Linked DNA regions of Homo sapiens: regions 1 and 2 are each linked to region 3. Evidence: chromatin contacts called from ENCODE Hi-C or POLR2A ChIA-PET data. All regions are on one chromosome and are shown on one strand. Each heading gives the region's core, a stretch centred on a gene start or an enhancer-like site at or near the end of the contact. The rest is flanking DNA. Distances are from core to core; before and after follow the strand shown. Region 1 holds the start of MRPL1 (mitochondrial ribosomal protein L1). Region 2 holds the start of PPM1K (protein phosphatase, Mg2+/Mn2+ dependent 1K). Region 3 holds the start of LIN54 (lin-54 DREAM MuvB core complex component).

What was found. A loop is a pair of places that touch in the nucleus more often than their neighbours do. ChIA-PET counts read pairs that join two places held with the same protein, here RNA polymerase II (POLR2A). Pooled maps may share reads with other maps.
Region 1: a loop to region 3 is called in a map of CD4-positive, alpha-beta T cell, with 5 times the contacts of the local background. The contact joins the promoter of MRPL1 here to the promoter of LIN54 in region 3. A Hi-C loop is called at or near these places in 1 of 168 maps with a recorded cell type or tissue (CD4-positive, alpha-beta T cell) and 9 of 50 pooled maps. POLR2A ChIA-PET finds 5 or more read pairs at or near these places in 2 of 52 experiments (GM12878 and activated B cell).
Region 2: a loop to region 3 is called in a pooled map, with 18 times the contacts of the local background. The contact joins the promoter of PPM1K here to the promoter of LIN54 in region 3. A Hi-C loop is called at or near these places in 2 of 37 single-sample maps with no recorded cell type and 10 of 50 pooled maps.

The regions. Positions count from the first base shown.
Region 1 is chr4:77,859,908-77,864,375 of GRCh38, forward strand. MRPL1 (mitochondrial ribosomal protein L1) reads left to right here and starts at 2,923. Exons shown (of 9, transcript NM_020236.4): 1 at 2,923-2,972. The coding sequence starts at 2,942. RefSeq lists a silencer at 911-1,126 and enhancers at 2,611-3,010, 3,371-3,470.
Region 2 is chr4:88,282,961-88,287,170 of GRCh38, forward strand. PPM1K (protein phosphatase, Mg2+/Mn2+ dependent 1K) reads right to left here and starts at 1,601. Exons shown (of 7, transcript NM_152542.5): 1 at 1,446-1,601. PPM1K-DT (PPM1K divergent transcript) reads left to right here and starts at 1,970. Exons shown (of 5, transcript NR_134238.1): 1 at 1,970-2,101. RefSeq lists enhancers at 1,384-1,443, 1,484-1,573, 1,486-2,009 and a silencer at 1,744-1,963.
Region 3 is chr4:83,009,188-83,013,207 of GRCh38, forward strand. It overlaps LIN54 (lin-54 DREAM MuvB core complex component), which reads right to left and starts at 1,636. Exons shown (of 13, transcript NM_194282.4): 1 at 1,297-1,636. RefSeq lists enhancers at 1,476-1,575, 3,457-4,020, 3,950-4,020 and silencers at 1,646-1,725, 3,450-3,779.

The sequences.
Region 1 (4,468 bases), core at 1,673-4,172, 5.1 Mb before region 3:
GCTGCTTAACCAAAATGCTCTATTACAAGCTTATCCAACCCACAGCCTGCCAGCCACATGCAGCCCAGTATGACTTTGAATGCGGCCCAACACAAATTTGTAAACTTTCTTAAAACATTATGAGATTTTTTGATGATTTTTTTTTTAAGTTCATCAGCTATCATTAGTGTATTTTATGTGTGGTCTAAAAGATTGGATATTCCTGCTCTATTACCTCTTTTTAGTGAGAAGAAACTCATTATGTACTAAATATTTACAGTCTTGGAGTTCCCATTTCAGAGTATGGATTTTTGTAGTTTTTATAAAGTCCTTTTGTTGTTTTTATAAAGTCTCAGGCTAAGGCCGGGAGCGGTGGCTCACGCCTGTAATCCCGGCACTCTGGGAGGCCGAGGCGGGTGGATCACGAGGTCAGGAGACTGAGACCATCCTGGCTAACACGGTGAAACCCCGTCTCTACTAAAAATATAAAAAATTAGCCGTGCATGGTGGTGGGCGCCTGTAGTCCCAGCTACTCGGGAGGCTGAAGCAGGAGAATGGCGTGAACCTGGGAGGCGGAGCTTGCAGTGAGCCCGAGATCACACCACTGCACCCCAGCCTGGGCGAAAGAGTGAGACTTCGTCTCAAAAAAATAAAAATAAAGTCTCAGGCTAAGGAATCTCTTTATGTATTGTTATATACAAAACTGGAATCTGGATCCTACCTAATGCCATCGAGTTCTGGTGACCAGAGTGGGCAACAGGTAAGCTGTACCTGTACAGGACATTACTTTAATTAGGCTACCACTATAAGCATACTATATGGTATGTAAGCATACTATATGGTAATAGTTTCAATATAGGATGTTTAAACTCTCTTGTTAGAACAGTAGACATAAAAAAGTCCATAAATGGGGCCTGCCGTGTTGGTTCACACCTGTAATCCCAGCACTTTGGGATTGCTTGAAGCCAGGAGTTTGAGACCAGCCTGGGCAAAAAAGAAAGACACCCCACACTCCCCGCTGTCTATAAAGAAAAATAAAAATAAGTTAGCCAGGTGTGGTGGTGTGTGCCTGTAGTCCCAGCCCCTTGGGAGGCTGAGACATGAGGATCACTTGAGCCCAGCAGGTGAAGGCTGCAATGAGCTATGATCTTGTCACTGCACTCCAGCTTGGGTGTCAGAGTGAGATCCTGTCTTGAGAGGGGGAAAAAAAAGTCCACAGATGGGGGCCAACTGACCCCAGCTGTGGACTGTGGAAAGGAAACAGATATAGGGTCTAAGGACCAGCACCTCTAATCTGAGTGTTTGTTTTTCTCTGAAATTGACTGGGTAAACTTGCTCCAATTCTGGTACTTACTCTCAAATTGAATTAGTTTTTTTCATTTATGCATAGCCAAGTACACTGCTTGACACATGGCAGGCACTCATATATTTGTGAAAAGAAGGGAGGATGAGAGGGAGCGAGGGAGAGAAGGAAAAGTTTACAAAGATAGATTTAAGTTCTTCGATTTTTTTGCATAAGTCACAAATTGTTATAGAATCTTTGAAGTAACTGCTTAGGTGTTAACAAGACAAGGCAATACATTAGAAATCTTATTTTTTCATGTAGATGAGTACTATGTATAAATATGAATAAAGCATCTGGGAAATGCCTTTGATCCAGTTCATCTGCCTGTGGGCAGCTTCATTGAAGCAAGTTAATTTTGCAGGCTTGCCATTCTAATTGAGTCACTAATTCATGTATGCATATATTCATTTATTCAGCAAACATTTACTGAGAGCCTCCTATGGGCCTGGCACTGAAGTATGTGCTGAGGTTACAAAAATGAGTAAGATGGTTTCTACCCATAAAAAGCTCAGACTGGTGACAAGAACTGATATATTGTGGTGATGGCTGCACAACTCTTTGAGTACACTAAAAACCATTTAATTGTACAATTTAAATTGGTAGATTGTATGCTATGTAAATTATATCTCAAAACTGTTTAAAAGAAACACAGCCTGAGGCGAAATCTTTAAAAAGTTACCTAGGTGATGTAGGGTACGGTACACACGAAGCAGAGAAGATAGAATGAACCAAGTTATGGAGGTGAGAAACGTGTGTGTGTGTGTGTGTGTGTGTGTGTGTGTGTGTGTGTTGTGGGGGAGGTAAGCTGGGAAGTGATAAAATCCGTAATCAGATTTGTTTTAGATAAACCACACCGACAGCTGTGACGTAATGGAAAGTACACTCATTCTGTTTTGTTTTTGTTTTTTTTTCCTATCAGAATAACTTGTGCGTGGGTCTTGGAGCTGCCATTTTAAAACTAGAAATGTTTTATAAATGTCAAGTATTATTATTCAATTGATCCTAATGGTAAGTCTACTCGCTTGCCAGCAGGGGGTAAATGTAGAGATTAATTTAAGATTTTAAAGCTAAGGTTGATCTTGCGCTGACAGAAAGTTTGACAATTAGCAAAAAAAGTTTGTCAGTGAGTTGGACACCTCCCTCGGGTAGCGGCGAAAACGCCTAGAGAATTTTTAAAATAAGTCTTTCCAAGGCCGGAAAAGTGGCGGAGGAAGCTAGTGGGTTTCAGGGTTCCTGTTTTTCAAGATTTTACGTTGGGTATTAAGTACTCTCACAGCCTGTTAAAATTGTCGCTCTGAGTACACTTGCAGGATCAAAAAAGAAAAAGAATAAGAAGGAAGGATTAAAATAATCACAGCATCGCCAACAGGATCGTATTTTCCCGAAGGTGGTTAACCAGCCATACCGGAACCACGAAACACACAGGGTCCTGGGCAACACGGAGGACTAACAGTAACACCGCCACGCCGGCAGCAAAGCTCATTTTGGTCCCCGCCCCGTTCCTCTTTCTCTTTTTAACTCCTTCCCTCTTTGCGGATTCTAGAACGGAACCTTTTTTTAATTCTTCCCAGTAGAAACGTAGGAACAATTTCGTGAACGCAATCCGGAGTGCCCAACATGGCGGCGGCCGTAAGGTGCATGGGTAGAGGTAAGGCGAGGGGTTGTCTTGCAGGGGAAATGGCTCTGGCACCGAGTCTCTGGTTGCAGCAGAGTGCAAGGCGGATTCTGCTCTGGGTGCTGAAAATGCCTCGTGCTGTTTCTGGTCTCTAGGTTTTTCAGAGGGTGGGTCATTACTACTTAAAAGTGACCTTATGAAGGGTTTCACTCCATTCTGGAGACGTCCACCCTGAGGGAGGGAGTGGGAGCGGGACGTACATCGAGCGCCCTCCAGCCACCTATGGGCATGGCAAGGACTGGGTCGTCTCTGATACTGGGGTGTGGGCTGCGGGTAGTGGAGTGTGATAAGTGAGGTGAGTTCTGATAAGGGAAAGATGATGTATTTGAGTGGCTTAAGTCTGTAAATTAGAGCAATTTTCAAAGTGCTTTTTGGTGCTTTCGGAATTACTTCGTTATAGGCGATTCCAGTTCTTAAACTTCCATAGGTGGTCTAATTTGGATCAACGTTTATCATTTGAGGGGGCTAATTCTGTAGTACCTCTTGGTAGCGCCTCTTTTCATCTTAATAATTTCAACTTTTTGTCTACGATGACAGCCCTTTCTTGTGCAACAATTTTTTTTTTTTTTTTTTTTTGAGACGGCAGTCTCGCTCTGCCACCCAGGCTGGGAGTGCTGTGGTGCGATCTCAGCTCACTGCAACCTCCGTCTCCCAGGTTCAAGCGATTCTCCTGCCTCGGCCTCCCGAGTAGCAGAGACTACAGGCGTGTGCCACCATGCCTGGCTAATTTTTGTATTTGTAGTAGAGACAGGGTTTCACCATGTTGACCAGGCTAGTCTTGCACTCCTAATCGCAGGTGATCCGCCCTCCTCGGCCTCTCAAAGTGCTGGGATTACAGGCGTGAGGCACTGCGCCCGGCCTGTGCAACGCTTTTTGCTTTTATTTTGTGTTTTTGAAGTCCAGTGATATATATTGTTTAATTTAGGTAGGTCTTTAGGTAGAAGCAGTAGCCAGCATTACCCCCATTTTACAGAGGAAGAAACTGAACTTATTAGATATGTGGCCAAGTTCATATAACTAGTAAATGGCAGAGGAAGTACTGAAGCTTGCAATCCTAGGTCAGTGATACATGTATATTTAACACTGCATCACAGTTTTTTTTTTTTTTTTTTTGAGTTTCTTTTTAGGAAAACTGTGTCAAGAGAGTTATTGCTCAAAAATTAGGGGTGACAAGAGATAACAACAGACCCTGATGCCTACTTTGTGAGCAAACCAAAATGTATATTATTTCTGAAAGGAGGTTGAAGGCATCTTCATGTATGACAGAAATCGTTATGTTACACAAATCCAAAGAAACCAAAAATACCTGAATATTATAATTTTCTTGTCACATTTTCTTCTCTTGGCTTCTAGGATATCTCTCTGTTAATTGTCTTCCTATTTCATGTGTCATTTTTTCTCACATTACTTGGCTGGTTCCTCTTCCTCTCCCCAGCCTCTTTACTTTGGAGTGTTCTGGAAGCCAGGGT
Region 2 (4,210 bases), core at 351-2,850, 5.3 Mb after region 3:
TCAGTAGTAATGACTAAGGTTGCAAGAAAAAATTATTAGCGAGAACTCACTACTCAAATATTGTAACTAAGGTATTTTATCAGACACACACACACGCACGTGCTGCTCTTCTTCCTGCCACAGCTGCCTAACCAGAACACCACAAACCATGGCTGTTTTTCTTTTTCTTTCTGAGACAGGGTCTTGCTCTGTCGCCCAGGCTGGAGTGCAGTGGTGCGATCTCGGCTCACTGCAGCCTCGACCACTCAGGATCAAGAGATCCTCCCACCTCAGCCTCCGGGGCTGGGACCACAGGCACATGCCACCACGCCCGGGTAATTTTTGTATGTTTTGTAGAGCCGAGGTTTCGATGTGTTGCCCAGGCTGGTCTCGAACTCCTGGGCTCAAGCCCGCTTTGGCCTTCCAAAGTGCTGTGATCACAGGCGTGAGCCATTGCTACCGGTCTCATTGCTCTTTTTCATCGTCATTGTAATCTGTCACTTTAGTCGCTCATTCTGAAACCGAAGGACAGCCTCATTCCTCCGCCCTGACGGAAAGAACCGATGAGGCCTTGCTGCACGTTAGCAGTGGGAGGCTCAGAAAAGCCCGTGGAGCTTTTGAGACTGCAAATTCCCTGGCTATTTCCACCTGGAGCCTCTTTGTCACATCCGGTGAATTCCCTCATCTACAGAAAGCGGCTGCTGAAAAAGACATCACCAGCTACAACGCCTTGAGTACTACAGCGCTCCCTGCGCAAAGTAAAACCCAAGTCTTCGGATCAAAACCAGCCGGGGCTGTGCATCCTTCACGATGCCGGACCTCCTGAAAAGCTCACCTGGGTACAGCTCAGGATCCTGGCCTCGGCTCGCTGGCCCTGACAGGCGGGTGGTCAGGGTGACACACGGTGGGAAGAACACACGCCCGCCTGCCTGCGAAGCCTCGCAAATAGCTGGGCTCCCTCGGCACCTTCTGCCGCCAGGTCTCCGCCTCCCAACCTCCCTCTGGGCGTACCGAGCCCGTTGTCGCCACGTTTCCCTCGCCCGGGAGGCAACGCGGCACCCACCCCGCAGCATCCTCGCTTCCGGGGCCTCGGGCAAGGGTCTCCAGTCCCAGCCCACCCACCCTGCCCGCCTCGCGCCGCGCTGGCCCTCCAGCCTGCGGCCACATTCAAGGCCGAGCGCAGTCTGGGCTGGAAACCCGCCGCCCGGGGCGCAGGCAGCCCAGCTGGGCCCCGCCTCACCCCGACGAGCTGCTCACGACCTCCAAAGGGAAGAAAGCGACGCTCTGAGAACTCCGAGAGGCCGCCGGCCAAGCGCCGACTCGGGGGGCGGGGGAACGGAAACCGACGTCTCCCCTTCGACCTCCCGGGAAACCCTTCTCCGTTTACTCTCCATTCCGCGACCGCCAATAAAGAACAGCATACATGGTTAGCAGAAATAAATGAATTGCACTCTCTAGGCTCTTACCTCTGGATGGCTACGTCCCTGAAAAATGTTTTAATTAGCTAACGGAGGACGGGGGAGGAGCTTTCTTGGTCGGTAAATAAGAGTGCCTTCTCCGTCGTCTCGGATCTCCGAAGCAAGCAGTCAAAGCGGCCACTGCCTTGCCTGCTGGAAATTCTCGAAAATTTTTCTCCCGCAGTTGACCAGATGGAGAGGGAGAAGTCTGTTCCCGCTGACTGACAGCAGATCCGGCCAGTCCGCACTCGGCGAGACGGCTGGCCGGCCGCCCGGGCCCTCGATCGCAGCCAGTCACAGATGCCGATGGGAACGAGCCTCCCCGCGGCTGCTATTTGACTTCGCAGGCTTCCAGCTGCGCGGCGGAGCGACGTCACCCTGTGCCAGTGGTGGCTCGCGGCGGCGCCCCGCCCTCCCGAGGTTAGCTCCCCAGCCAAAGAGGGGGCGCGCTTGCGCGGTGGGTGGGGCCGCGAGACTTGGTACCTAGCCAGCGGGCGGAGCGCGGAGGGGGTTTCGCTTCGGGCTAAGGGACTGTAGTTGTGACAGCCAGGAAACCGAGAACGGAATGCCAATACTGCTTAGGCTTAGAGTTTGAAAGGCATCTGATTTCACTGCCATGTCTTTGAACAGCAGTGCACAGTGCAGTCTTCTTCGTGGCTGAACAGGTATCTTGTGATCTTTAGGGAATGTCTATTAATTCATTAAACAAGTATTTCTGTGTTTATTGAAGGACGTCTTGTATGCTATACATTTGCTAGGCACTGGGGATACGCCCCTAACACAGCTAGACACGATAGCTGCCCTCATAGAATTTTCAGTCTAACAAAGAAGAGGGAGAAAACCAACAAGTAAGCAAGCACATAGAATAGTAATTAATCATGTCAAGGAAAGAAATAGGCATGGTGTGGACACTGGAGGATAACTTCAGATAAGATTGTTATATGAGAACTTTATAAGATGGCATTTAAACCATCAGTCATTCAGCCATGGAACCAATAAAATGATGAATTGTTTTGGGCAGAGGGGACAGCAGACAAAGGTCTCTCGGTGAGACAGCCCGGCGTTTTGGAAGAACAGAAAGAAAGCCAAAGTGTCTCCAGCATATTGAGGGAGGGAAAGAACAGCATGATGTGAGAGAGATGAGGCAGACAGGGGCTTGGAGTTGGCATTACATTTTAAATTTAATGGGCTTCTATTGAGGCATTCGAAAAAAAGAAGTGAAAGGGTCTGGGTTTAGACTTTACATCACTTTGGTTAGTGTGCAAAGAACAGTTAAAATAAGCTATTGGGAAACTGATTAGGAGATGATGACAGATGAAATTTAAGGTGGAAGATGACTTTGATTAAACTATGACAATATCACTGAAGGGAGAGAAGAGCAGAGAGATTAGAGATTTTAAAGATAAATAATTAACTTGATTTGGCATTTTAGTTATTCTAGGCCAGGGACAACTGTTTTGAATCCAGTGCATTTAATAACCAGGTTAGAGAGTGACTCTCATATTGACGGCTCACAAATTATAGTAATAACCTTGAGTAATATTATGTTGAGTTGATGTCTTTTCATAGACTTCCTGGATTTTTTTTTCTTTTGTCTTTCTTTCTTTTTTTTTTTTTTTTTTTTTTTTTTTTGAGACAGGGTTTTACTCCTGCCCAGGCTGGAGTGCAGTGGCGCTATCTGAGCTCACTGAAACCTCTGCTTCCCAGGCTCAAGTGATCCTCCCACTTCAGCCTCCCAAGTAGCTGTGACTACAGGCACGCTCAACCATACACAGCTAATGTTTATATTTTTTGTAGAGATGGGGCTTCCCCATGTTGCCCAGGCTGGTCTTGAACTCCTGAACTCAAGCAATCCACCCACCTCAGCCTCCCAAAGTGCTGGGATTACAGGCATGAGCCACTGTACCTGGCGTGGAATTTAAAAAAATAATAATTTTATTGAAACATGTGTCTTAAAAAGTGCACATATCCTAAGTGTAGACAGCTCAATGAATTTTCACAGTCTGCAGACACCTTTGTATCCAGCACCCAGATCAAGGAACAAAACATTATTAATACCTGGGAACCCCATCAACCTGCCTTCCAGGCACTGCCTTCTTCCAAGGGGAGTTTCTATGCTGACTTTCAACAGCATAGGTAGTTTTGCCTATCTTTATACTTGTTATATATAAAGCCATAAAGTATGTGTTCTTTTGTTTCTGGCTACTTGGACTCAACATTACACTTGTGAGATTCTTCCATATTGTTGTATGCAGTTGTAGATCATTCATTTTGTTTTCCATTCTGTGGATATACTGTAATTTATGAATTCATTCTTCTGATGGACATTAGGGCAGTTTGCCATTTAGAGCCATTATAGATAGTGCTACTATGAGCATTCTACTACATATCTGTTGGTGATGGCTTTCATTTGATGGAGTATTTTGGTAGCTAAGTTACTATTAAGTTTTTAAAAATCTGCTCATCAATAATGTAGTATCATGTGTTGCAATATCTCAATCATTTGGATCAAAATTTGGTGCAGATAATGAGGACTTTGCTTTCACAAATGTGAAAAATTTTGGTAACAAGAAAGATGTGGGAAATTTTAAGCTTGGAAGTGTAAAATATTTTGAATTGTCCTGGAGTTTTGACCTTTTTTATAACCACTTGCATGCCCAGCATCTGAGAACATCATGACTTTGCTAAATCCTTGTACCAAAACAGACTGGAATCCAGAGTCACATGATAAGCAAAGCCACTTAGGCTGTTCTGAAGAATATCTTTGATACTAA
Region 3 (4,020 bases), core at 386-2,885:
ATTCACACAAAATATTTCCCCTCTAAGTAAACTACAAAATTTGTGATATATGACACACTATGGCACAGTGTGTTACATATACTCTTTGTAGACAATTTGAATAAGGAAATAATATCACATATACTCTCTGTAGACAATTTGAATACGGAAATTTAGGGCTAATCATAAACATTACCCATGGGCATTCCTCAATACTAATCCTTCTGTTCATTATACACTCAATGTCATTGACCCAAAAAAGCTGGGGGAAAAGCATAGGGTCCAAATTAATGTATAAAAATTTTTTTGCCCAGCCTAAAAATTTGATTCACATGTAACTTTTCTGTAACACTAGTGTTGTGTGCAAGGAGACAGACTCCTTACGGATCTTTCAGCATAACCTAAAACTTAACATGGGTCTTCAGATAACCTAATAAAACAGTGGCTGTTATAGTCAATCAATCCAGCTCTCTAAACAAAGGGCTAGGCTAATCACTCCAGCATTTAGTGATTTAGAAATAACAGAGGTCTCAATTTATTTTTCCCAACTTAATGTACTCACAACAAATGCTTGCATCACCCCATCGCAACTCTCCTTCTTAACAATGAAGGTAAAACTCAGGACCAAAAGAGAGCTCCTAGAGCTGTATTTCATTTGCATTATAAAATCTACAGCAAAATTTTTCATAACTTTACTCTCTGAATTCATGAACTAGGTTGGCGGGGGCAGGAGGGTGAGTATAGAGAAGAACTTCCCTGAAAAGCATGAGTATAAAATATAACTGAGAGTATCTCAATTGTTATATGCCAAATGGCAGGGGCAAAGAGGTTAGTTACTCTAAGGATAACAGAGCATTAAAAATTTTTTTTCTAATTCTTACAAAACTGGTCCCTATTCTATAAAATGTGAACATCCACAACCCAACAAGTTACAGACTAGGATCTAAGACACAGATCTTAAATGCAGATAAAATGCCAATGCTCTGCCTCCCTAAAGAAACGTACAACCCCAAGAACTGCTGAACACCATCAAAGCAACACCCGCCAGAGTGGCTGTTTTAAACATTATATCAGGAAATCATGATAAGTGCTAGCGGTTCCTCTAGGCCTCAGCAGCAGCCTTAGGTATAAGAGCAAACTGGAGCCCTCTTAACACTCAAAGAATAATGTTGATGTCATGACGAGGCTACTGATTCTTCGCACTCCGGACAAGTCATTCCTTGATCCACCGCGCAATTCTTTCCCCACCCACCCCCATCCCCCCAAATAAAGAGATCTCCGGACAGAGAAGCCCTCGGGTACCCCATCCTCCTCTACCTCCAGCGGCTGCCGCTTTCTCCTCCCTCGGGCTCCGAGGTAGGGGCTCCAGAAGGTCCTGGGCAATCCCGAGCCCCGGCGGGGCTTGTTTTGCCCGTGCACGATAGCTCTGGCCAGCAGCTTCCTTTCCCAGTTTGTCCAAACTGGAGCGCTCCAGGGTACCCGGGGACCGAGAAGGGAGCCGGGGTGGCGACGTCGCCGTCGCCGCCGCCTCTGGTATGTCAGGGGCCGGGATTGTATTTCGAAAGATCCGCCATTTTCACCTCGTCATCACCATCACAGCTCAGCAGCTTCCCCGACAGCCGGAGCCCGGGCCGCCGCCGCCGCCGCCACCACCAGTAACCTCCCCCTTCCTCCTCCTCCCCTCCCCGCCCGCCCCACCCGGGAGGCGCACACCCACATATCCGGGGAAGCCTCCCGCCGCCCCGCCAACCTTCAAACGCACAAGGGCCGTGCAAGTGCACACGGGCTACGCCGAGACCTTTCACCCCCGGGCGGAGCACGGGCCCCCGCAGGGACGCCAAAGGAAGTCGCGCCACCTGCGGGGTCCCAAGTCCGGCATATTTTTGTTTGCAAGACCAAAAGCCATGCGGAGGGTGGCATAAGGACAATAAAGAACCCAAACTCTTTCATTTTCAGAGCAGCAACTTGAGAGAGATGGTGGAATGCGTTTCATTCACTGTGGCTATCTCAGGCACTAAAAACACTGTGAAAGACCTTTAATGTCATTCACCAACTTTGACATTTTACCCCACCCGCAGAACTACTTTGACAGGATGAGCTATTTCCATATGCATGTTCGACCTTTGACACCTTTGTCAATTACAGGCAGCAATCCTCATGCAGATGAAGTGGTCAAAATATCTAATTTAAAAAAATAAAGTTCTGAGCTATCTTCCTCTCCAACTTAATTTATCTGGTCATTTCTGTCCATGAACACTGCGACTTCCAATCTGTCATCGGTTTAAGACGTCAAAGCGCAACTAGATTTGAAATGATTGAACTAATTGTAGAAACATTCATGAATGATCGATTTCTAAAATATTGAAAATATAACTCTTAGCTAAAATTATTTGCCAAATGTTTTTTTAGGATCTAAGTCATCAAATTAAAAAAAAACCATCTGCTGCTGATATATTTGTTCTGTACAGTAAAAATAAACAGCTTGCTTCAGAACAAGATCCTAGAGCTACCTACTAGGTAGGTAAGAGTTACCAGCTCTTGTCATCAGTCAGTTGAATAAGTAACCAAAAGAGAACAGAGGTAATTCTTAATCATTTAAAAAATAACAAAACATAAGCTGCAAGGCTTCTGAAGAGATCAGCATTAAAAAAAAAAAAAAAGGAAACTGGCTGCCTTTGTCAATTTTAGAAAGAGTTAACCATCCAAAAGCTGAATTCTGTATCATTCAACCACAACATAAGCTCTGGGCAAACTGAATTTCAAGGCTGCGAACAGGGCCACTCTACTGTCTAAGTTAGTGTAGGAAGAGTAAGGTTGAAGTTGAAGTTGAAAAAGTCATTTCATTTCCCTACCTTGTTTCAATGGCAACTCCATATAAAAGTCGGTAGATTCAGCCTTCAACAAGGGCTGTCCACCACCCACCCCAATTGCTGTTTTTATATGCAGACTACCAGATGCTGAGAGTATAAAGTGTTCTCAATTACTTCATCTTTAAACTTCATTTCCCCACTGACGGCCCCGTCCATCCGCACTCTGCTTGGTTGTTTACCGTTGCTGGCCAAGCTAAGTCCCGGCCCGCTCCCTTCCCCCGTGCACCTCGGGAACATTATGACATTTGGCTGGTGGGCTTCGCGAGGAAAACGGACACGCACGAACAAGAGCCTGTACAAAGGGGCATAGGAAGAACGCGGCGGCGGGCAGTAGGGAGAGGAGGGACTGGCACAAAATGACACAGCAGCAAAACCGGTTCCCAGAAACCTGGGGCCGCCACGGGTGGCTTGTTGGGTCGCGCAGTGTGCGTGTCAACAGCCGCAGGAGCCCTTACTCCAGACCGCCGGGCAGGCGGCTGGCCGAGCGCTGGCCCTGCCGGGTGACAGCCACCCTCTCGGGAGCCGACGGGAAGAGACCGAGCCCCAAGGATCCTTCGCCCCCCGCAACCCAGCTTCAGGGAAGGGGCGCGGCGGACCCCGCTGGCGGGTTCCCGCTCCCCGCCAAGGCCCACCGGCCCGGGCTCCCGGAGGGAGCGGTCCAGCGCTCTCCGCCCGCGCAGGCACTCGCAGCGGGGGCCGGTTCCCCCTTCCCGCCAGCCCGCCCAGGAGCCCCCATCCCGGGGGCTGACACTCACCAAAGCCGGCGGCGCCGCCGCCTCCTGGTCGCGCGGCGCTCCCTGGGCTCCCAGCAGCAGCGGCGGCGGCGGCGCCTCCGAGACACAGACCAGGGTTTGTTCAAAATCACGCGCCCAGCCCCATTCCACCGCCGCATCCCATAATACGCTGGGCCCTCCCCGCCCGCGCGCCCCTCTCTGCCCGCCCCTGCGCTCCGCACCCCGCCCCACGGCCGGCTTCCTTCGCTCCGCCTCTTCCGCGGCGCCTCGTCCCTCCCCTTGGCAACCCAAGCCCGCGTCATTCCGCCGGGCTCCGCCAGGGCGCTCCAGTTCCACGTGACGCCGAGTGGCGCCCGGTCAAAGCGATCGCACGGAATGTTCCATCGGACTGAAGCTGATGGGGGGAGGACCCGCATCGCGCTGCGGTTGGGAGAGAC